Regions from separate parts of the Homo sapiens genome. Here all the other regions are linked to region 3. Evidence: chromatin loops called from intact Hi-C (ENCODE). Cell type or tissue: B cell. All regions are shown on one strand. Links, peaks and the distances in the headings refer to the core of each region. The heading gives the core; the rest is flanking DNA.

The links. Peaks named below come from ENCODE experiments on the same cell type or tissue, not always from the same donor. Only the 100,000 strongest peaks of a DNase experiment are listed, where the experiment ranks them.
Region 1: it touches region 3 in a loop (23-fold over the local background); 2 of 110 quality-filtered maps call a loop at or near these places.
Region 2: it touches region 3 in a loop (5-fold over the local background); 5 of 110 quality-filtered maps call a loop at or near these places.

The regions. Positions count from the first base shown.
Region 1 is chr7:149,738,992-149,746,345 of GRCh38, forward strand. LOC124901771 (a long non-coding RNA gene) reads right to left here and starts at 3,309. Exons shown (of 2, transcript XR_007060585.1): 1 at 3,116-3,309; 2 at 883-1,021. RefSeq lists an enhancer at 2,915-3,444. In B cell, for the core only: CTCF peaks have their summits at 3,347 (motif pointing left) and 3,547; DNase peaks (open chromatin) are centred at 2,860 and 3,370; H3K4me3 peaks cover 1,029 bases; H3K27me3 peaks cover 1,600 bases.
Region 2 is chr7:149,603,924-149,611,277 of GRCh38, forward strand. TRS-AGA5-1 (tRNA-Ser (AGA) 5-1) reads left to right here and starts at 4,453; the gene lies at 4,453-4,524. It also overlaps the pseudogene ZNF767P. In B cell, for the core only: no CTCF peak of the experiment used is centred there; no DNase peak of the experiment used is centred there.
Region 3 is chr7:149,418,128-149,425,481 of GRCh38, forward strand. No RefSeq gene overlaps it. Among named protein-coding and RNA genes, the nearest start is that of TRC-GCA11-1, 6.6 kb to the left of the region's middle. RefSeq lists an enhancer at 3,661-4,160 and a silencer at 4,292-4,541. In B cell, for the core only: CTCF peaks have their summits at 4,283 and 4,500; a DNase peak (open chromatin) is centred at 4,354; H3K4me3 peaks cover 1,656 bases; H3K27ac peaks cover 1,080 bases.

The DNA of each region.
Region 1 (7,354 bases), core at 935-5,934, 320 kb after region 3:
CTTACAAAAGAAACTGTAGGGCCAGGTACTGTGGCTCAGGCCTGTAATCCCAGCACTTTGGGAGGCCAAGGCAGGCAGATGGCCTGAGGTCAGAAGTTCAAGACCGTCCTGGGCAACATGATGAAACCCTGTCTCTACTAAAAAATACAAAAAATTAGCCAGGTGTGGTGGCGTACGCCTGTAATCCCAGCTACCTGGGAGGCTGAGGCAGGATAACCACTTGAACCCGGGAGGTGGAGGTTGCAGTGAGCCAAGATCACGTCCCTGCACTCCAGCCTGGGCAACAAGAGAAAACTCCATCTAAAAAAGAAAAAAGAAAAGAAACTGTAGGCCCAAAAGGCCTCACTAGTAAGTTCTATCTCACATTTAAAAAGGAAATTATTTCAATAATATACAAACTATTCCAGAGAATGGAAAAATATGGGACACTCTCTGACTCGTTTTACGAGACTGGCATAATCTTGAAATTTCCAAAACTTGAGGACAGTACAAGAGAACAAAATTACAGGCTAATCTCAAAAAATGTACATAGGAAAAATACTCAACAAAATATTAGCCAAAGAGAATCTAGCAATACACAAAATGTTTTACTGAGTAAAACATCATTACCCAGTTGGCTTCATCTTGTCGATCAAGAATGGTTTCAACGTTTGAAAATCACCAGTGGTAACCCACAATAATAGATTAAAGGGGAAAAGTCACATGATCATCTCAATAGCTGCAGAAAGATCACTTGATAAGAGCCAGCACCCATCAATATTCCAAGTGAACTGGGATGAGAAAGGAAATTTCTTAATTTGATGAGGATTATATACCAAAAAAAAGATGATAGCTGTATTAGCCTATTTTCATGGTGCTAATAAAGACAGACCCAAGACTGAGTAATTTATAAAGAAAAGAGGTTTAATGGACTCACAGTTCCACGTGGCTGAGGAGGCCTCACAATCATGGCGGAAGGTGAAGAAGGAACAAAGGCATGTCTTACATGGTGGCAGGCAAGAGACTGTAGGGGAACTGCCCTCTGTAAAACCATCAGATCTCATGAGACTTATTCACTATCATGAGAAAAGCAAGGGAAAAACCCACCCCCATGATTCAGTTACCTCCAACTGAGTCCCTTCCATAATGTGGGGATTATGGGAGCTACAATTCAAGATGAGATTTGGGTGGGGACACAGCCAAACCATATCAATAGCTAATATGCTTAATGGTGACATATTGAAGTGTTAAAAACCAGTATACCAAAACTAAGTTATATTTACATATACCCACAGCCAACAGTTAGAAAGTATTACTTTAAAGATTTTATTTGTAGTAACAAAAAACTCAAGAGCCCAGGAATCAATCTAAAAAAGATTTATGTGGAGAGAACTATTGAGCACTTTTTGTGATTTCCTTGAAGCACAGAAATTAAGAAACTTGCTCAAAGCTACACAGTTGCTAGGTGAGTTTGAGCTGGGATTCTCTGGCTTCAGAGCTAAGGAAGGCCCCAAAACATGCAGGGCGAGAGGCACACTGAACTCTGGACCTTCACATTAGATTCGTCAGTGTCTGAGGCAAATCAGGGAGGAAGAAATAGATTGTTATAAAAATTAGTAATCTGCAGCATCTATTTGTGTGTTACTTTGTTGAATGTCTGCCCCCCACACCCACCAGCCCCCAACTGTAAGCTCTGTGGATGAGGCAAATACATATGGTATATCTGGCATCAACACTGGATCAGCTACATAGTGGGGGTTCAATAAACCTGGATTGAATCTCTGAATAACACTCTTTTTTGGGTTTAAGACAGAGAGTGGGCTGGGCGCGGTGGGTCACACCTGTAATCTCAGCACTTTGGAAGGCTGAGGTGGGTGGATCACTTGAGGCCAGGATCGAGAGCAGCCTGGCCAACATGGTGAAACCCCATCTCTACTAAAAATACAAAAAATTAGCTGGGCATGGTGGTGTGCATCTGTAATCCCAGCTACTTGGGAGATTGAGGCAGGAGAATCGCTTGAACCTAGGAGGTGGAGGTTGCAGCAAGCTGTGATTGTGCCACTGCACTCCAGCCCAGGCGACAGAGTGTGACTCTGTCTCAAAAAAAAAAAAAAGAAAAAAAAGGCAGTGAAGGCGTTGGAATAAATGCATCGAAATTTTCCAAGTGTTTATTATTGGACCCTTGGATTCTAGTAGAAACCATGAGCTGGTACCATCAACACCTCAGGCTCAGCACCATGCTTCAGTTTCCCGTGTTAACAGGCCAGTCACACTTTGTTACAGAAGACAGGGCATTGCCCTAGGGCATCTCTGTTGACCCTGCATGTCCTCAGACACTCCTTCATCCCCTCCATTTAAAATTTTTAAAAATGATTCTGGCTTGGTGGTAATCTGGACATGGATCTTTAAGATGATGGAGAAGTTCATAGAGCAACAGTTCTCTTCCCTGAGTGCAAACTGGGGTCACTTGAGAGAGATTTAAAAAATCAGGTTTAGGCCCCACCTGTACAGATTCTCATTCATGGAGAATGAGATGATTGATAGATGGAGTTGGCATCTATCATCTATCTAGCCATATGTATGCGTGTATAAACTTTTTATTAAAATACAATATACAAAAACGTACACATTCAATTGGTATATTTATAAATTGCTGGAGATTCTGCCATGCAGCCCGTATTGAGAACCATTCTTGTTGGCAAAACTGTAGAACAATCAGAGTTTACCACTGCTGCCTCCCAGCCATTCCCCCTGCTAACCACAGAGAACTTCTGCATCTGTCTGCCTTCCACAGGCAGCATGCGTTTATTGCATGCCAGATTTCAGAGTGCCAGGAGCCCGGGAGCAGCCACTGTACGTCTCAGCAGGCTGGTGGCACTGCATTAGGCGGCCGCAGTTCGCCAGAACAGTGGGCCAGGCAGGGACCACAGGCCCCCAAAGATAAGCGGGCGGAGGTCTCCAGAAGGAGCTGTGAGTGTGTGCAAGCCCCGCCACAGTCCCGGGTCGCAGCTGAGAATAATCGAGCCAGACTTTCCTTTACCTCCCCTCCCCACCAATAATGACACATCTGCTCTGAGTCCCAGTACCTTGGGAAATTCTCAACTAGGAAACTAAGTAAATTAATCCATTCTCTTACCTCCTCCCAGGAAATAATTTGTATTTTGCCAGAAACTTTCAATCGACTTTGAGGCTGCTGTGAGCAGAACAGGAAGCTGTTCTGAATCTGGAATGCCTTTGCTCCTCCATCAAACCACACTGAGACCACCTGCTCTGCCAGACCTCGGGCAGAGAGGCAGGAACCTGCGTTTCTGGAATCCCTATTTCGGAGGGGAGAGCTGGTCAAGGAAAGGGGCTTCCGTTCCAGCGCCTCGGCGCCATCTGCTGGGAAAGAGAGGCAATGACAATTCAGGGCTGCAACTGGTCCCCGTAGGGGGCTGAAGGGAAAACAGAAGTCGTGAAGCCCACCTTCCTACTCCCGAACATTACCTTAAGGGCTTCCTCAGAGATCCCACGCTGCCTTGTATATGAAGCCACCTTGTGTGTATTACTGGACAGAGGGTGAAGAGACGCCTTGCTACCAGCTCTCTTTCTACAGCAGAGCTTGGTTCTGCAGTCACCATGCTGGAAGGTGGGGGAAGGGCAGCCTCCTTCGGAGGTTCCCCACTGCCGAGAGAATCAGGTGTGTGCCTAATCCTGGCACAGGCTTCCAGAGAGGCAGCCACGAGCAGCGGTGCTGGGTTCAGATGAGGACATCACCTGTGGGGCTGTGGAAGGGACTCCTACTTGGAGGGAGTGAATGATGAGAGCCAGATGAACTTTAACATCACGTCCCAATTTAGGATTTCATATACCTGTCAGGTCTGATGTGAGATTTTTTTTTTTTGAGACAGGGTCTCACTCTGTCACCCACGCTGGAGTGCAGTGACATGGTCATACCTCACTGCAGCCTGGAACTCCTGGGTTCAAGCAATCCTCCCACCTCAGCCTCCCAAGTAGGTGGGACTACAGGTGTGCACCACCACGCACAGCCGGGTTTTTTTTTTTTTTTTTTTTTTTTTAAAGAGACAGGGTCTTGCTATGTTGCTCAGGTCTGTCTCAAACTTCTGGGCTCAAGTGATCCTTCCACGCTGGCCTCCCAAAGTGCTGGGATTACAGGTGTGAGCCATCATGCCTGGCCAAGATGAATTTGTACCTTGAAAATATTGTGGCCAGGCGCGGTGGCTCATCCTGTAATCACAGCACTTTGGGAAGACAAAGCGGGCAGATCACTTGAGGTCAGGAGTTCAAGACCAGCCTGGTCAACTTGGTGAAACCCCGTCTCTACTAAAAATACAAAAATTAGGTGGGCGTGGCGGCACATGCCTGTAATCCCAGCTACTTGGGAGGCTGAAGCAGGAGAATCACTTAAACCCGGGAGGTGGAGGTTGCAGTGAGCCGAGATCGCGCCATTGCACTCCAGCCTGGGCAACAAGAGCGAAACTCCGTCACAAAAAAAAAAAAGAAAAGAAAAAAAAGAAAGAAAATATCGTTTGAATGTGTGGCTCAAATAAGACCATTGAAAGCATAATTGTAAAATGTTGAAGTTTTGTGCCAATGTGTGCAAATATTTGGAGAGAGAGACCACATTCTCATTTAGACTCTTAAAGCAAACCATGTATTTTCCAGGAATGTTTCCTTGACATTGGCTTGACTTCGTGCCAGATCCCTTACTTCTCCCTGGCAGTGGCGAGTCCCTAACTTGACCCAACATTGCCTGAGCTGTTCTGTTTACTAACTACAGCAACAGCAACTAACACTTACTGAGAATTTATTATATGCTAATCACAAGAATGACATTTAATAAGGACCTGTGTTGGAAAGATTTGAGAACAGTCCTGCCCTTGACCACTTTTATAAATTAAGGTTTAGTGTTTTTCAACTGACTTTAGCTAATATTTACATCCAGAATGTGCCAGGCACTATGCCATATTATTTCATTATTATGCATTATTTCACTTTATTCTAGCACCAACCAAAGGAAGTATAATTTTATCTTGATTTTGCAGAGGAGGAAATTGAAGCTTAGATCAGTCAGTCAACTACTCAACATGGTGAGGGGGAGGGATGGTAGACAAGTCGCCCCTGAGCATCCTGCTGGTCTCTCTAGCTATAATATGTACTTGTTTTCCTCAGAATCTCTTACAGTCTTACAATGTCTGAGTTGGTGCATGTTGCAACTTTGTATAAGAATAAATGCAGACCCAGAGTCTAGGCAGTAAAAACATATATCATTGACCCAATAACTTTTTCCCATAAAAACTTCTGACACCCCACTCTTTCCCAGCATTGCACCCTGGATTTTATTGGCAGAGATTTACAGTAGCTTCCTAGGCTGGCTTGTGTGCACGTGGTCAGCTGAGAGCCAGATCTGGGCCTTCTCTATTGCTGCTCATCTCCCTGGCATGAGTGAGGGACTCGATGAGAGAAACATCTAATGGGGTGCACCAGAGAACTCACACTCTTGGCCCATCTCCTACTTCCCACCCGAATTCAACTGTCGACCCATTTCTGAGAGACATGTGACCAGAATTTCTTCAGGCAGGAAAGCTGACATGGAAACATGAACGGGTGGGGAGAAAGTAAGAGGGACACGGCCCAACCTGCAGATCTCCCTGTCTGGGCACCTGTAGTGAAGACACCAGGAGCTGGGTCCCTCACCTGGAAGAAACCATGCCTGCAGCCCTTCTCTCCTCCAGGATCTGAAAGCAAGGTGCCAGCTGGGCCTGGTGACTCAAGCCTGTAATCCTAGCACTTTGGGAGGCTGAGGCAGGAGCATTGCTTGAGGACAGAAGTTCGAGACCAACCTGGGCAACATAGCAAGCCCCCATCTCTACAAAAAAAAATTAAAAATAAAAGCAAGGTGCAGAAGTAACCAAAACCCCTTGTCACCCCATCCACCTCGTGGCAGTCCTGAGACAAGGATCTAAGAAAGGAAAGTAAGTTTACATGAAAGGATAATTTGGAGAATGTCCACTATTTACATGGGCCCTGGGTCAGTCAACAAAGTAGAGGAGAGACTGCTGGTCCCTCTGCCCTCTTAGCCTTGTTCTGTGGTTTCTATCCCTTCATTCCTGGCAGGGAGCACAGAGGAATCAGAGCCTCTTGGGGTGCTCAAGGCGGGGCAAAGACCTAGGGCCGGGTCTTGCTGCTTGCCAAGGCCCAGTGGCAATTCAGGGTGACTTCCTGTCTTGGCACAGGCAGGAAAGGTGACACCACAAGGAGTTCGACTGCCACAAGGAGTCGAACAGCCCTGGCTGCTGTTCTCCCAGAGGATGCAGGGGCTGCACTGCTCCTAGGACTGCATAGCCACCCAAGTGCTCCAAATATCGAGCATCGTGAGCAGCAAGGGAAGGGCCGGGCTGGGTGGGGACAGCTGCTGGAGCCATGGTTGGTCCGCCAGGCAGGGGAACAGCCTTCCAGCAGGGTCTTGGTGACACTCTTATTGATCAGATCCAGAGCCAGACCTTCTGTTAGGGGCTAGCTCAAGGCCAGAAACCTGTAGCTCAGGAGAGCTTGGCTTTAGATTTCTAGAAATAATGGGAACAGTTGCCAAGTCACTAACACAGCCCCAGGAAAGAGCATCTCCTTAAATGTTGTGCCCTGGCACCTTGCTTTCCTCACTCTAGTCTCAGCTTTGGCTGAAGGGGTCAGAGGCAAGGTTAAGGGCTCTCTGTTGAGGGGCTGGTGGATCTAGTCAAAGAGAGGCCACTTCGGTGGAGTAGTGCTGAGATCTGTCAGCCTGGGAAGTTTGGCAGGAGGCCATAGGCACTCTGGGGGCTCATACTGGGCTGAAATCCTCATGATTGGGCTGGAGTATGAGCCCCAGGAGTCCAGGATCATGGAGAAGATGGCTTTGCTTGGGATGGAGGAATTGAGCAGCTTCTTGGACACCTCCTCAATGGATGTCTAAAAGGGTTCTTCCTCCTGCTGGGAGAAGCCAAGCTTGGAGGTGGGCTCCAAAACCTTGTCTGGAGGTGCTGAGGCCCTGAGAATTGCAGGTTGGGCTCTTTCAGGCCAGGAGAAAACAAGATCTGTTTCTACCAGACCTGAATTTCCTCCGTCTCTCCCTCTGCTAACCATCAGTATTTCAAAGACTCCTGGGTTGGGGATGTAAACCCAGTATAGGAGGTCTTTGTCCTTGAAATGAGAGGCTGGGACAAGTCCCTCTAGGACTGGACTGACTCCTCTTGGAGATCTGGGATGGGAAGATGCATCTTTGCAAGGTGGGCACTCCAATTTGATGGCCTCTAGGAGAGGCACTGCCTCCCCTGGCTGGATTCCTCTAAGAGAGGTTTCTGCTTTTGTCCAGTCCCGAAGCAGGAAAAGGGGTTTCTCC
Region 2 (7,354 bases), core at 730-5,729, 180 kb after region 3:
GGGCCCCACCCCAGACCAATTAAATCGGAACATCTAGAGTGGGGCCCAGGCTGGTGAAAGCTTCCCAGGGGGCTCTAGACTGCAGCTAAGGGCAAGACCCCGCTTTAGCAGAGCTTCCAAGAAGCCTCCTTAGCCCAAGACTGCATTGTTCCCACTCTGCCTCTTCTTATTCATCCTTATTTGAACCCCGAATATCTAGAGAAAGGTCTCAGTTAATTAGGAAAGTGAATTTTGCCAAGGCTGCGGATGCACGTCTGTGACACCGCCTCAGGCGAGTCCTGACCACCTGTGCCCAAGGTGGTAGGGGCACAGCTTGGTTTTATACATTTTAGGGACACACGAGCCATCAATCAATATGTATAAGATGTACACTGGTTCCATCTGGAAAGGTGGGACAATGCCAGGTGAAGGTGGGACAACTGGAAGGTGGGAGGGGGCTTCCAGGTCATAGGTAGAGACGAAAGGTTGCATTCTTTTGCGTTTCTAATGAGCCTCTCTAAAAGAGGCAATCTGATACAGATTTATCTCATAAGCAAGCAGAGCGGTGACTTTGAATAAAATCAGGTTTGCCCTAAGCAGTTCCCAGCTTGACTTTTGCCTTTAGCTTAGTGATTTGGGGGCCCCAAGATTGATTTTCATTTCACACTTATGTGGACAGCACTTAAAACTAGACCAGAACAGCATCTTCCAGGAACAAAGCCTCTTTCTGCATTTCCTAGTTGTACCCCTTCTGGATCCAGTCATTCTGCCTGGGATGGGGTAGTACCGGTCTTCTATTTCCAAGGCAAACCACCAAGATCTATTGCTCAATGAGTAAGCCCTTATAAGGCCAAGACAGTTTGCAGAGGATGAAATGTCAACATGTTAAAGTATAAGTAAAAGTTCTACGTTGTGTTCAGATGTTCCAATTATCAACGGCAATTTTATGTCACAGTTAAGCTTTAAAGGCGAACTTCTGCAGAAGGGATCACTGAATTATATCAACCATCTCAAAAACTAGAGGATGTCATGGCGTTCTATGCTTTAGAGAACAAATAGCTTTTTTGACACAAATCTTAAAATTCATGGAGGTTCAGCTATACAGCATAGAATTCAGAAGCACAATTCATGATTTTTAGTATCCCTTATACTAATCATGTTTTATGAACCTTTTTAAAAAGTATCTAAAATACATTTAATAATTCAGATTTATGTACACAACAGAAGTTTATATTTTAGATAGGTTAAAAACATGTTCCTGTAATAAAACTATCTCAAAGCAAGAAAGTCTTACTATCTTTACATTGAATGGCAGGAAAACACAACAGAGAAGCAGGCATTGAAGACAGAGCCTGGTCAAGTGTAGTGTCACTTGAGGCTCTGTCTAATTTGATCATTTAGCAAATGGCGCTTTGCTCTACTCCTCTGAGTTGAAAATATTCTGCATCCTGTGACTCTCCTTATTAGTATAAGATGTAGTGGCCTGAAAAACAGAGCTTCTTTTATTTTCAATGATGTGCTGCATAATTTCCTATTCATTAAAGTAGATTCCTTTTGTTAACAAGAGATGTGAACTTTTTATTTAGTACTCCCTGCCAACCCCTCCAAAAAAAAGTGGCATTGGTAACTCAAAGGATAAATGCTAGAGGGGATGGGCACCCATTCCCCATGATGAGCTTATTTCACATTGCATGCCTGTTTCACAACAGTTCATATACCCCGTAAATATATACGCTCACTAGATACCCACAAAATCTTAAGGTTTTTAAGAAGTAGCTTTTGCTGTTCCAGTTTCACAAACACTTAGAGCTTTGGCCTAGAACTTGGGTACTTGCCCTTTTCCCGTCCCTGCCCTCCAATGCCTTCTATTAGTGGAAACGGTCTCTCGGGGCAGTCTCCTTCCTGTATCCCCATTACTGTTTCAGCTCCTCCACCCAAGCCCGCCAGCCCTCCAGCTACTCTGTAAACAGTCTCCTTCCTCCTTAGCCTTTCCCTGCAAGTCTGCCTTTTTATCCATCCTTGTACACCTGAAGGCCAGCTTTCCCCTGAAGCCATCCCTCCCCTTCAACCTCTGGAAGGGACAGGGCAGGGTCACCTTCTCAGCCTCGTTCTCCACGTTGCCCCCAAACTCCAGCTCCTCCACCATCTCTCCATGCTTCTCCTCTCTCAAAGCCATCTTCTTTCACCACTCCCTCCTCTCACCATTCATGTCTTCTCTGACATACGGGACTCCACAAACAGTGGACACTTTTAGAACCAGGCTAACAATCTTATTTTCCTCACCGCCCTCTCCTTCTGTCCTCAGGAATGTCAAAACACCATGGCAATATGCTTCCAATGATAAGGCCTCTTGAGATTTCCATCCTGTTGCCTCTAAGAATGTTCACAAACTCCACTCACGGCGGCTCTCAAGGGGTGTAGTGAGGCACAGATTCAGCATTTTCCACTAGTGTCTTCTACCGTGCTTCTTGGTTATCAGCTGGGCACACGGCTTCCCAGAAGGAAATCTGCATTTCCCAGACCCTCTTGGAGCTGTGAGGCTACAGGCAGTAGTCTGGTCAATGAGATGCAGGTGAAAGTGATGGGTGTCCTTACAGGAAAGACTTGTCTTTTCCATCTTTCTGCTGCCTGGGAGGTCGATGAGATGCCAATGTGGGTGATGGCATGCTGGAATGAAAGCCAAGCCGGCCAGACAGCCAGAAAGAAGAACTCGGGTTCTTGACCCTATGGAAAGCCATGCCTGGACCACCTAGCTGTGGACTTTTAAGTGGTAGCTTTTAAGCTTCTAGTTTGTTTGCTTCTTTCCATTTTGCTATAATCCTTTGTTATTTTGGTTGTTCAACGTTCATTGCCAAACTTGATCATCACTTGTTCCCTTTCCAGATCTTAGAAAACTCCTTCAATGACACCTCTTTTGATGTTTACATGTACTTACTGTTACAGAAAACGGTTCATTATCCTCATTTTGACCTTAATCTTGTCTACCTCTCTCTGTTCCCAAGACCCCAGAGCCACCTTGGGGCTCAGCTATCTGCTTGCCTATTATGGACCCCATGTTTGGCCTCTCAGCATGATTCCAGCTCCTTTGAGGGCTTGGCCTGTGGTCTGTATACCCTCATGGGCCCTTCTGCTTCCGCAGATACACTCGCCATTGGCCTTTCCCACCTTTGCTCTGGGGGCGCCAGTCTTTGGTGGAGTAAATTGTACAGCCAGGCAAATGGTCCCACTGCAAGTCTACACCAGTTTCACCTCAACCAGTGCCTCTCTCTAATGAGCAATGATTCTATTCCTTTCTAATTCACCTCTTCTCCATTTCCCACAGTGCCTGGTTCACGCTTTGCCCTTCTTCCCAAGTAATGATTCCCACCCTACCTCCTTTATTCTCTTTGGATGACCTGTTTTCTACCTGACTGAGAAGACCAAGGTACACAGTCCCCTCAGCATCCTCTGCTTCTCTGCATCTTCACCTTCTCCTCAACCCCTCCAGGGTAAGAGACAAAGCCTGGTTTTAACCAATTCCCTGCCAATGGATATTTAGATGGTCTCCAGTGTTTGCTGTTAGGAATTTAAAAACTGCATTCCATGAATCTCCACATATATGTGTCTTCACGCAATTATAGGAATATTTTTGAAGGACAAATTCCTATAAGTGGTACTCTGTAGAGAATCTTTTTGTTTCTAACTTTATTTTAGGTTCAGGGGTACACGTGCAGGTTTGTCATATTGGTAAACTCATGTCATGGAGATTTGGCGTACAGATTATTTCGTCAGCCATGTACTATGCATATGTATTTTTTCTGATCTTCTCTCCTGTCACCCTCAAGTGCAAGTGTGTAGTGTTCCCCTTCTGTGTCCATGTGTTCTCATCATTTAGCTTCCACTTGTGAGAACATGCAGTATTTGGTTTTCTGTTCTTGTGTTAGTTTGCTAAGGATAACGCCCTGCAGCTCCATCCATGTTGCTCCAAAGGACATGATCTCGTTATTTTTTACGGCTGCATAGTATTCCATGGTGTGTATGTGCCACATTTTTAAAAGACTATTATTTTTTGAGTATCTTTTTTTTTAACAAAAGAAATTTGCTTTTCATTTGACAAATTATCACGAACAGTATTCTATGTCAAATACAAGTCTCCAGACATAGCCACTGGGTCTCCTTTCAGTGCAGGGAAAGGTGGTGTCACCTAGTTACAGTTCTGTCCCCAGCCTAGCACACCTCACATGATGTTCAACAATTGCTACTAAGAGAATTATCTGGATGACTTGAAGGGTCTCTCCATTTATAAAGGTCAACAAGCCCACCAGGGTGACCTTAGCCAGAAGTGATGATGGAGAAAGAAGTATTAGTGACAGGAGGGAGGCCAGAGTTCAGAGAAACAGAACTGGCCTGGACATCCAAACCGGCAGAGCTGGGTCTTGGTCTTGGTGTGTCGACACATGAAAATGGTGTTAATTACACTGTCCTCCTATGACTGGGTGTATGGCTCAGGGGTAGAGAATTTGACTAGAGATCAAGAGGTCCCTGGTTCAAATCCAGGTGCCCCCTACCCTGTTTTACTTTTAATCACCAAAGTGGGTCCTGGGTCATAAGCTCCACCCAATCCACCCACTTGGGGAAAAATGACACAGCCTATCTAATCCCTGATGCACAGCATCTCTGAAGTGCAGACTCAATAGTCCTCAAATGATTTTATGGACTTTAAAGTTTGTAAGACACAGACCTCTGCCTACTGCAGCCCTCTGGGTACCACTCCAGCACTTTTGCAGAGTAGTCCAAAATCTCCCTAGGGACATCCACGTGATCCCGAAGAGGGCTGGGCCATGTCTCTAAGTCCTGCTGTATTTTCCACAGCACCCAGCTTCCACTGTGGCACAGGAGAACCTGAAACAGCCACAGTCTCATGCCCGCCTTCAATGGGCATGAGAAATCTAATGAGCTTAGATTTCTGAGCTTAGTGTGCTGCACCCTGGACTTTGGCTCTGGGCCCTCAGGTTCTGGATTTCCCATCTGGGGCTGCTGCAGACTCACACCCTGGCCTACCCAGACCAAGGACTGGGGAAAAGCAGGATTCTGGGAGGCTCTGTGAGACTGTGGGCAAGGAGCGAGATGATAGAGGAAGTCAGCTGGGACTACCCAGAGGACTGACCTGAAACCATCAACCTCTTCTCTCTCCTCCACGCAGACAGATACAGATCATGGGCTCCAGCAAGGGAAAGGAAGCTGGAGTCAGATTCCAAAATCAGTAAATAAAAATAAGAATAGGTAACGGGCAAGCCGATTGGAACCTTTTGGTCTGTCCCCTAAGGCTCATCTCATTATTATGTGATGAAAACCTTGCAGTCTGTAGCCTTTTGGGTGAAAGGAGCACACCGCGCGTAGTAACTGTGGTCTCTCGAGCCCCCTCTGATGGTGGTAGCTAAACAAAGCAAGATGCAGGATGTGTTCTTTTCTGGGATATTCTGATGTTACCCAAATTACTGGATCTCCAGAAGCTTCACAGATGCAGCAGAGCCACCAATAATCCCAAATTATGTGGATATTTCCCACTCCTCCATGTAGTTTCCAGGCAAATAGCTGAAGGGCCTAATATGGGAAATCGGGCAGAAGGATTCACTGTCCGTGACTGGATATTTTGGCAGAGTCCTTTTCTCAAGCTTGGCTTCCCTATCATCAAGGGAGGCAGGTTCTTTGAGCAGATTCAGACCTGGGGAATGGGTCAGAGGTCAGGAACCTCCATTGTGCCAGCTATGGTGGTAGTTCAGGTCTACACGTCTAGGGGACCACGATGGGCTCCCCATTCTCAGGCCGAAAATCCTTACCACTGATGAGTCACAGCCAAGACCTGTGTGGCACAGACCACGGAATAACACCCAAACTTCACTTTGGGTTAAAATATCACAGTGCTTGGCCTCTGACACCCTAGAATCCTCCCAGCCCCACTGAAATCAGGGGCTCCCTTTCCACTATCATCCCTCCCACCAGCATCTCTGTCCACAGACAACAGCTACCAGAACTCTTTTTACGAATGTAGAAGCTCCACACACCTACGTATTTTTCAAGCCAGGTTAAGTCACACGTGATAAATCCACTCTAACTTACCTACCCCCTGAAGCGTATGGATTCTTTCTACATTATAGCAAGAAATTCCTAGTATCTCAAATGCATTTAGAATTGGCCTCCTGTGAATCCAGGGTTAGATCCACCAATGGAGCAAACAGTTTTATCCCAGCTGCTCTAGCTATGGTATCTTAAATAGAATTTTAACTGGGTACACTCCTAATAAAAAATTCAGGCTCATTTAAAATTACAGTCTTTCTACTTTATGAAGTACTCCAACAATCTGTATCCACACATGGTCTTGAAGTTTTTGCTGACATACATTAGCCAGTTGAAAATGATTTTGGTATCTGAGTCTTTGCCTCCCAGCAACTGGTGCCCAGGCTCAACTGAGATCTTACTCTCACTGTAGGTCAAGAGACCATGAGGGTGGGGAACCCAATCTCTTGCAGTGAAAACCCTTCCATCTGGGCTGGTCGGCTTTCAGGCAGGAAGAAGCGGCAGGCTTGGAGATTAGGTAGGGTTGGTGATTTGGGATAAATCAAGTTTTCCAAATGCTCCCATCAATCCATCTTACAATTCCTGAAGTTCTACCCTGAAGTTCTACCCTCTTAATCACTGACCTATTTTCAGCTGGGAGACTGGGGGAAGCTGCCAATTCCATGGACATCAAAGTTTGGCAAGCCACAGGGATCAGCCCTGGCTCTCATTTTCAGCTGTTTCACTTATTCGGTGGCAGGAGATCAGAGAGTTTTGTTATACAGTCAGAAAAAGGCCTGTGTTTTTGTCCATGTAGAACACATCATACAGGGTGACACGTGAGCTATTTGCCTTAAAACTGGTAGGACCAGCCATCCTGCCCAGAGGCCACTTATAATCTGGGAACTACAAATTGGTCCTGATGGAACTGCAGGCAAAAGTTACTCAACTTTTCTACAGTCTGATATAGGCTTCTGGATTTCTATCCCCATAAACTACCTAGATTATCATTACCTTCAAGTTTAATGAGGCCAGATTTCCAATTCACATTCCCTTCACGTTTCTGTAATCACTTGTTACACATCCCTGGTACCAGCAAGGGCACTTTGATTAAAGAAGACGTCATCTAAGGTTACTGTAGACACGGGGGCAATTGCTCACAGGATGGCAAGAAGCTCATGCACCTTAGGGAAGCCTGCAGAGCCAGGCTCGTCAAATAGGCAGGACCGGCTGGGTGCGGTGGCTCACGCCTGTAATCCCAGCACTTTGAGGCAGATGAGGGCGGATCACGAGGTCAGGTGTTTCAGACCAGCCTGGCCAAGGTGGCGAAACCTCGTCT
Region 3 (7,354 bases), core at 1,590-6,589:
TAGGGCCATAGCCCCTTCTTGTGCCCTCCCTCCCATCCAGCCACTCCCAGGACTCAGTCAAACAAGCATCAGTGCGTGGAACTGGCACAGGTCCTCTCCGTGGCCTTCTAGGAAGCCACCTACCTGTCAGCTTCCTGGATCACCCACCTAAGGGCATCTCAGTTCGGTGAGGATGCCCTTCACGTGCACTGTTTGCTCCAGGGCACACATGTGAAGACTAAAGCATGAATATAGGGGTTATGGGTGATTTCAGAATGTTTTTCTTTATATTCCTCTATATTCTTCACATTTTCTGCAATAAAATGTATCACTTTGAAAATCAGAAAAACCCATAAATATTACAAATTTAAGCATATCTCTTCTAGTAATTACAAGCAATATCATTTCCTTTTGACATAATTAGTACGTAATTGCCTAGATAAGACAAAAAAGACTCCAAGGAATGCTAATTTGGGAAATAAGTGCATTATAATTTACACATAACGTACTCATTCAAGTGCCTTTTTTTTTTTTTTTTTTTTTAAAGAACCAAGGTCTTGCCCCGTTGCTCAGGAATGCAGTGGCGTGATCATGGCTCACTGTAACCTCAAACTCCTAGGCTCAAGCGACCCTCCCATCTCAGCCTCTCAAGTAGCTGGGACTACAGGCCTGCTGCACCACCACATCATCTGGATTTGTTGTTGTTGTTGTTGGAGACAGGGTCTCGCTCTGTTGACCAGGCTGGTCTTGAACTCCTGGGCTCAAGCAGTCCTCCTGCCTCAGTCTCCCAAAGTGCCAGGATTACAGGTGTGAGCCACCATGCCTGGCCTCATTTATGCTTCTATAGGAATAATTAATTCCATTTTGCACATGAGGACACAGCCTCAGAAAATTTCCAAGGAACTCAATTTCAAGACCTCTCTGTCCAAGTCCAGGGCTGTTTCCACAATACTATATTTTTTCCATCTTTTCTAGTAAAGGTTGGATAACTGGAAGAACAGAGAGCTGAACACTGGGATCTGAAAGAGTTACCACCTCATTCCCAGTCCTGCCCTCTCCATGTGAGGACGGGTGAATCTGAGATAGAAATAATGGCTCATGTGTGCTGAGTGTTTATGTTGGAGGCTCATATACACTATCCTACAGAATCCTCATAGCTGTCTGAGGCAGGTACAATTGTTATATCCTAGGAAATAGTTAAGACTGCTCCCATTTTATAGCTGAAGAAACAGATTCAGGGGGACTAAGTGACTCATTCAGTCATTTAACAAATACACTACGTTCCAGGGTCTAGTCTAGGCACTGAGGACTCAGCAGTGAACGAGGCCAAGAAACACAGCCCTGGCCCCATGGAGCTATATTCCCAGAGGTGCAGTGTGACAGACAAGCAAACTAATGCATGAATGAAAACATCACAGATATTGAAAACACTACAGGAAAATAAAGCATGGTATTCTGATGGAAGACAACAGGGATGGTCAGGAAACGATGATTGGAGCTGAAATCCGAATGATAAGAAGCCAGTGAGGAAAAATCTGGATGCATGTCCGGGCTCACACCTGCAATCCCAGCACTGTGGGAGGCTGAGGTGGGCAGATTGCTTGAGCACAGGAGTTCAAGACCATTCCTGGGCAACATAACGAAAACTCATTTGTACAAAAGATTTTTTAAAAAATTAGCCAGGCGTGGTGGCATGCACCTGTAGTCTCAGCTACTTGGGAAGCTGAGGCCAGAGGATCAGTTGAGCCTGGAGAGTCGAGGCTGCAGTGCCACTGCACTCCAGTCTAGGTGACAGAATGAGACCCTGTCTCAAAAAATAAGTAGATAAAAATAACTAAAATTCTGGATGCAGTGGATCCCAGGCCTTGGGTAGAGTGACCCACTTGGAAGTGGCTTGGCAGGATGAAGCAAGAATGAGGCCAGTGTGGGGCAGCAGAGGGGGCAGAGCAGGACAGTGATTTGAGGTGGAGGTGAGGTGGGGTCAGGCCACAGAGGGCCCTGTGAGCTGGGTCAGGAGGTGGCATTTATTTACTGTGCCATCCCAGGGAGAGTGGAGCCTGGATTTGGATCTCCCTCCCATGTGCAGGGGCCACATCTCTGAGCCCTTCCTCAGAGACTCTGTGCTGGGCTTGGCACAGGTCTTCATCACCTCGGGCCTGTCCTGTGGAGACAGGCTTCCCAGGTCAGTCTGTAAGCCTCCTCGGCCATGCAATTAAGGTTCTTGTTCATCCAGCCGACCTGGTTTCTGCCCCTGAGGAGCAGATTTAGGTAGAGGAGGCACACATGAACATCCACTGTCACTCGGTGTCACTTCAATGATAACTGTCTTAAGCTCTGTGAACCTAGAAAGGGGAAGGGGGAGAGTGGGCACCACAGTTACCCTAAGCTGGGGTGTTCCAGAGGCCTTTTCTGAGGGAGTGACATTTCCACAACACCGTGCAGGAGGAAGGAACGTTAGTTGGGAGATGAGCAGCCCAGGAAGTTGGGCGGCATGGGTGAAGCCTGAGGCAGTGGGGTGCCAAGAGCAGAGAGAAGGTCAGGGTGCTGGAGTCTGGGAGGCAGCCTGTGTGGACTGAGTAGGGTCTTCCCAAAGTTCATGTCCTTCCAAGAACCTCAGGAGGTGACCTTCTTTGGAAATAGGGTCATTGCCAATGTAATAGTTAATTAAGACCAGGTCATCCTGGCGCAGGGTGGGCACTCAGTGCAATATGACTGTTATCCTCATCAGAAGAGAGGAGACAAAGGGAGCAGGCCAAGTGCCCGCTGGCGCACTGCATCCAATGCTGAAGCCAGGAGAGAGGCATGGGACGGTGTCCCTCAGAGCCTCCAGTAAGAACCAAGCCAGACCACACATTGATCTTGGACCTCTGGCCTCCAGAACTGCAAGAATCCATTTCTGTTGTTTAAAGCCAACCAGTTTGTGGCACTTTGTTACAGCAACCCCGGACAGGGCCGAGAAGGCAGGCAGGGCCTAGTGGGTCCTGAAAGATTTTGGACCTTACCCTAAGAGCAATGGGGAACCTCCCAAGCAAGAGAGGACTATGATCAAATTTGCCTTTTCAAAAGATTCCCTGGCCGCCCAGTGCTCCCACAGCATTCAAATCCGTTAAGAGTGAGGCCCCACAATAGGACAGAGGCCCTGCCGCCTGCACATCACTCACACGGAGGCACACGTCACTCAAATACACCGGGTGCTTGCCAGCCTTCCCACCGGCCCACAGAGCGGGGCTTCCTTGCCTGCTCCCCACACAGAACTAGGGGAGACGGCCGACCTGCGGGAGGATCGTCTGGCCCTATGCCTCAAACGCCTTAGAAAACGCTCGTACCCTGGACCAGGCAGTTCCACTCCAGGAGGTTAGTCTTTGCATGGCATTTGTTTTATTAGGGGGCCACCGCAGCCTGGGCTAAAGAATTTAGTCTTCGGAAAAAACTAGGCAGACATTTGAAAATATATCAAGGAAAAAAAGTGCAGGCCGGGCGCTGTGGCTCACGCCTGTAATCCCAGCACTTTGGGAGGCCGAGGCGGGCGGATGACGAGGTCAGGAGATCGAGACCAGCCTGGCTAACACGGTGAAACCCCGTCTCTACTAAAAATATAAAAAATTAGCCAGGCGTGGTGGCGGGCGCCTGTAGTCCCAGCTACTCGAGAGGCTGAGGCAGGAGAACGGCGTGAACCCGGGAGGCAGAGTTTGCAGTGAGCCGAGATCCTGCCACCGCACTCCAGCTTGGGCGACAGAGCGAGACTCCGTCTCAAAAAAAAAAAAAAAAAAAAGTGCAGCCTATCATGAGAGAGCGCCTCCAGGTCCACCTCCGCATGGGACAAACACAGCGAGCGGCCAGGAGCTGGGCCTCAGCCTTGGTTTCCTCATCTGCACAACGAGAAAAGTGGGTAGAATGCAGGCTGCCCGGGAAGAAGCTTGAGCAACCCTAAAGCTCGGGGTCAATTCACGGAGTCCCCTCTCCTTCTGGGACCCAAGGCCCTCCGGGTCTTCTGTGCTGTTTTGTGCCGTGGGTTGAGCCTTCGAGGTGGGGTAGGTCTCATATTTCCTGTGCTCTCAGATTCCTGCGGCCGCACCTTTGTTTGCACTAACTGTGTTTGCACCAACTGTGTTTGCACGGGGATTTGCTGGGGCCTTGGCCGGCAGGCCAGTGTGTGCAAGAAAAGCAACCTGACAGCGGCTCCTGCTAACCAGGGCTGGTTCGGGGCTGCGGCCGGGCGGCTCCCGCACTGCGACTAAGGGCCAGCCGGCTGGCAGGCGGGGCTGGGGCTCGGATGTCGGGACTAGCGGGTCTCTGGCGCGAGGCGGCCGCCACCACCGAGAAGGCCGCGCGCATTCCTAGAGCGGCCGCCAGCGGCCAGGTGAGGGCGCCGCGGCCTCCGGGGCCTCCTCGCCTCTGGCCGGCAGGGGGCAGCGCGCGGCCCCGCGCGGCCCGACGTGGCGCTGGCCCGGGAGGCAGCCCGTGGGCCGCCGGCGCGCCCTGCCGGGCACCCAGCAGCGCGCTCCCGTTCTCATCAGACGGGAGAAAAAACGCCCAGGCAGAGGAACGTCTAAAAGTCAAGTCATCAAAATTAATGTAATCGAGAAAATGTGCATATTTAAAATATGGATAGAGACGCATAAATACATCTTTAAAATAAAAATATAATCGTTTGTGTTAAGTCCTTGCTCCATTGGCTCTCAGCTGCACTCACAGCACCAGTGAGACCGACACGGTTGTGCCCCATCCCACAGGCGCCAAATGGAGGGCGCAGGGTTTTAGGAGCTCGCGTAGGGCCTCTCGGGCGGCAGCAATGGAGCCGCGAGGCCGGCGGGGAGACCGAGGACGGGACCCGCTGAGCTCTGGGTGAGCTGGGGGGACTCGAGGGGACCTGGATGGGCCAGAGGCCTGGCTTGGGGAAGGGCCCCTTCCCGGTTCCCCAAGGTCCCGGTGTGCCGCTGCCGTAGGGAAGCAGGAAGGCACGGCCGCGCCAGGCGACCTGAACGAGAGGAAGCCCGGGGTCGCCGCCCGCGGGCGCGGCTGGTGTTCATACCCAGCCAGGAAGGGCGGGCGGGCCTCGGGTGCCACGCGGCGTGCCCGGCGCTTTCCCCGCAGTCCCGCTTGCTGCCCGTCCCTGGACTCCTTATCAGGCAGCTGGGTGACCTTGCTGCAAAGGGCAGGGCCGTGGAGCAGGATTTCTGCCGCACACCAGCCACCTGCAACGGTGGTAAGAGGATTTGGCAGTGATCCGGGTACTCTACCTAATATTGGGGCTGAAATATCAGAAGGAATGATAAAATCCATTTTTAAGTGATAGCGTTTAAAGGTGTTGGATCAGGTTTAATGAAGAAAATCATCTCCATCCCAGCTGGGCAGAGATTTGGGATTGTACCCGTGTTTCTTCCCGCACATTGTCACCTGTGGCTTGTTCATCCGTTCATTTCGCGTGCACTGAGGACCTCTGAGGACCTTGCGCCAGACTCTGGAGCAAGCGCGAAATGAACAAAAGCCGGCCCTGCCCTTGGGAAAAATCAAACACACAATGGCCGCTGAGTGCACGCTCCGAGCACGCGCCAAGCCCTGGAAAGCCCGGTAGAGGGGACCCTCCAACCTCCCGCAGTGATGCGTGTGTGGCCAGGGGTCTTGCTAGGCTGCACCTTGCACCTGAATCTCCCGTTGCCTTCACCGTGGAAGCGTTTGCTGTAAAAATAACATGGGGGTTGGGGCGGGGGAGACGTCTTTGTAGCTTTCTCACAGGGCTTAAGACATCTGTCCTGCTATCTTCCCCGGCCTTCCAGGGATTCTCAGTGGATGTTAGCTCTCTGGATTTCACTGGCAAGGTTATAGAGACTTACCATTTTCTGATATGAACATCTGCCAAGTAACGCATAGAGAATAGGAAAGCATGCATATCCCACAAGGAAAAAAAATAAAACTAAGAAACTGTTCTATCAAAGAATTAAGTAAGCATGGAGTGTGTCACTGGATAAATTAAACATACAGAGTTTGGATTGAGGCTAGGAAAGGTTGAAGCAAGAGAAAAGGAGCCCTGGTGACTTGCCCAGGGCAGAGGTTTTTGAAGTGAGCTTCCTCCTTGGAGACCCCTCAGCGCAGGGGGAGTTTGGGAAGACGGGGGCGCCAGAGCAGGTAGGCTTGGCTCCCTCTCCAGCCTCTTAAGGCACGAGTTATTTTACATATTTAGCTTCTGAAAATTGTTTTATTTAAACAAGGGATTCCGGAGGCTACAAACGAAAGCTTGAAAACACTGACAGATGAAGTGCAAAAAATTTGGCTGACCATTATAAATTTGATAAAGATTTCATGTCCTGAATCTGAAAGAGATTCTAAAATATATTACAGATTTAGTTCTACAGAGAAGGGATGAACTCTTCCAAGTAATTTCACAGGTGGAGATGGTTAGAAGTCCTCATACTGGGTGGTTAAAATTGATTTCTTCCATAGTTATGGAAAAGACTTGATACCTTCTCTTGGAGAAATAAGGGACTCATTCAATTGTAAGTTTTTATTGTTTAGAACATAGAAATTCCTTCTACAACCAGAAAAAAACGCTATTTTCATTTGGGGGCAAAGAATTTTAAATAAGATTCTGGAATTCTGTTATGTGATTACTACATACTAATAAGAGTTCATCTTTTTGGTAAAATGAACACCCAAGCATGTTTGTATGCAATTAACGTTTGTTTCAAGACTCTGAAGAGCTGGCAACAATTTGGGCAAGGAAAATGTGTCTATTTCTCTCAATTTGTCTACTGTATGAATTAAACACACCAGAGACTGGCTTAAATTGGTCTGAATATTGACTTGCTTTTTTAGCAGCACTCTGAAACATTTGAGGTTTTTTTTTTTTCCCAAACTTATTTCAGAATGCATCACTGGATAAATTGGCTTGGTAAGGCATTGATTAATTCAAGACACAGTAAGGAACCACTGGGTTAAAGTGGGAAAGAAATAATACAAATTTTAGTTGGACAGTCATTATTATTAAATTGTTCAGGGGGTAACTATGGGAACCAACTTAGTGTCTTTACTTTTTGACAAAATTAATGTGATTTATAGTGATGACTATCATCCAAATCGAAAAATATATACAGAATTTTTTTTAAGAGACAGATTCTCACTATGTTGCTCAGGGTGGTCTCAAACTCCTGGGCTCAAGCGATCCTCCTCCTTAGACCTCCCGAAGTGCTGGGATTACAGGTGTGAACCACCACACCTAGCAGAAATTTTTTTGTATACGCCAGACGCGGTGGTTCACACCTATAATCCCAGCACTTTGGGAGGCCTATGGAGGATTGCTTGAGTCCAGGAGTTTGGGACCAGCCTAGACAACGTAGTGAGATGAGACCATGTCTCTACTAAAAATAAGAAAATTAGG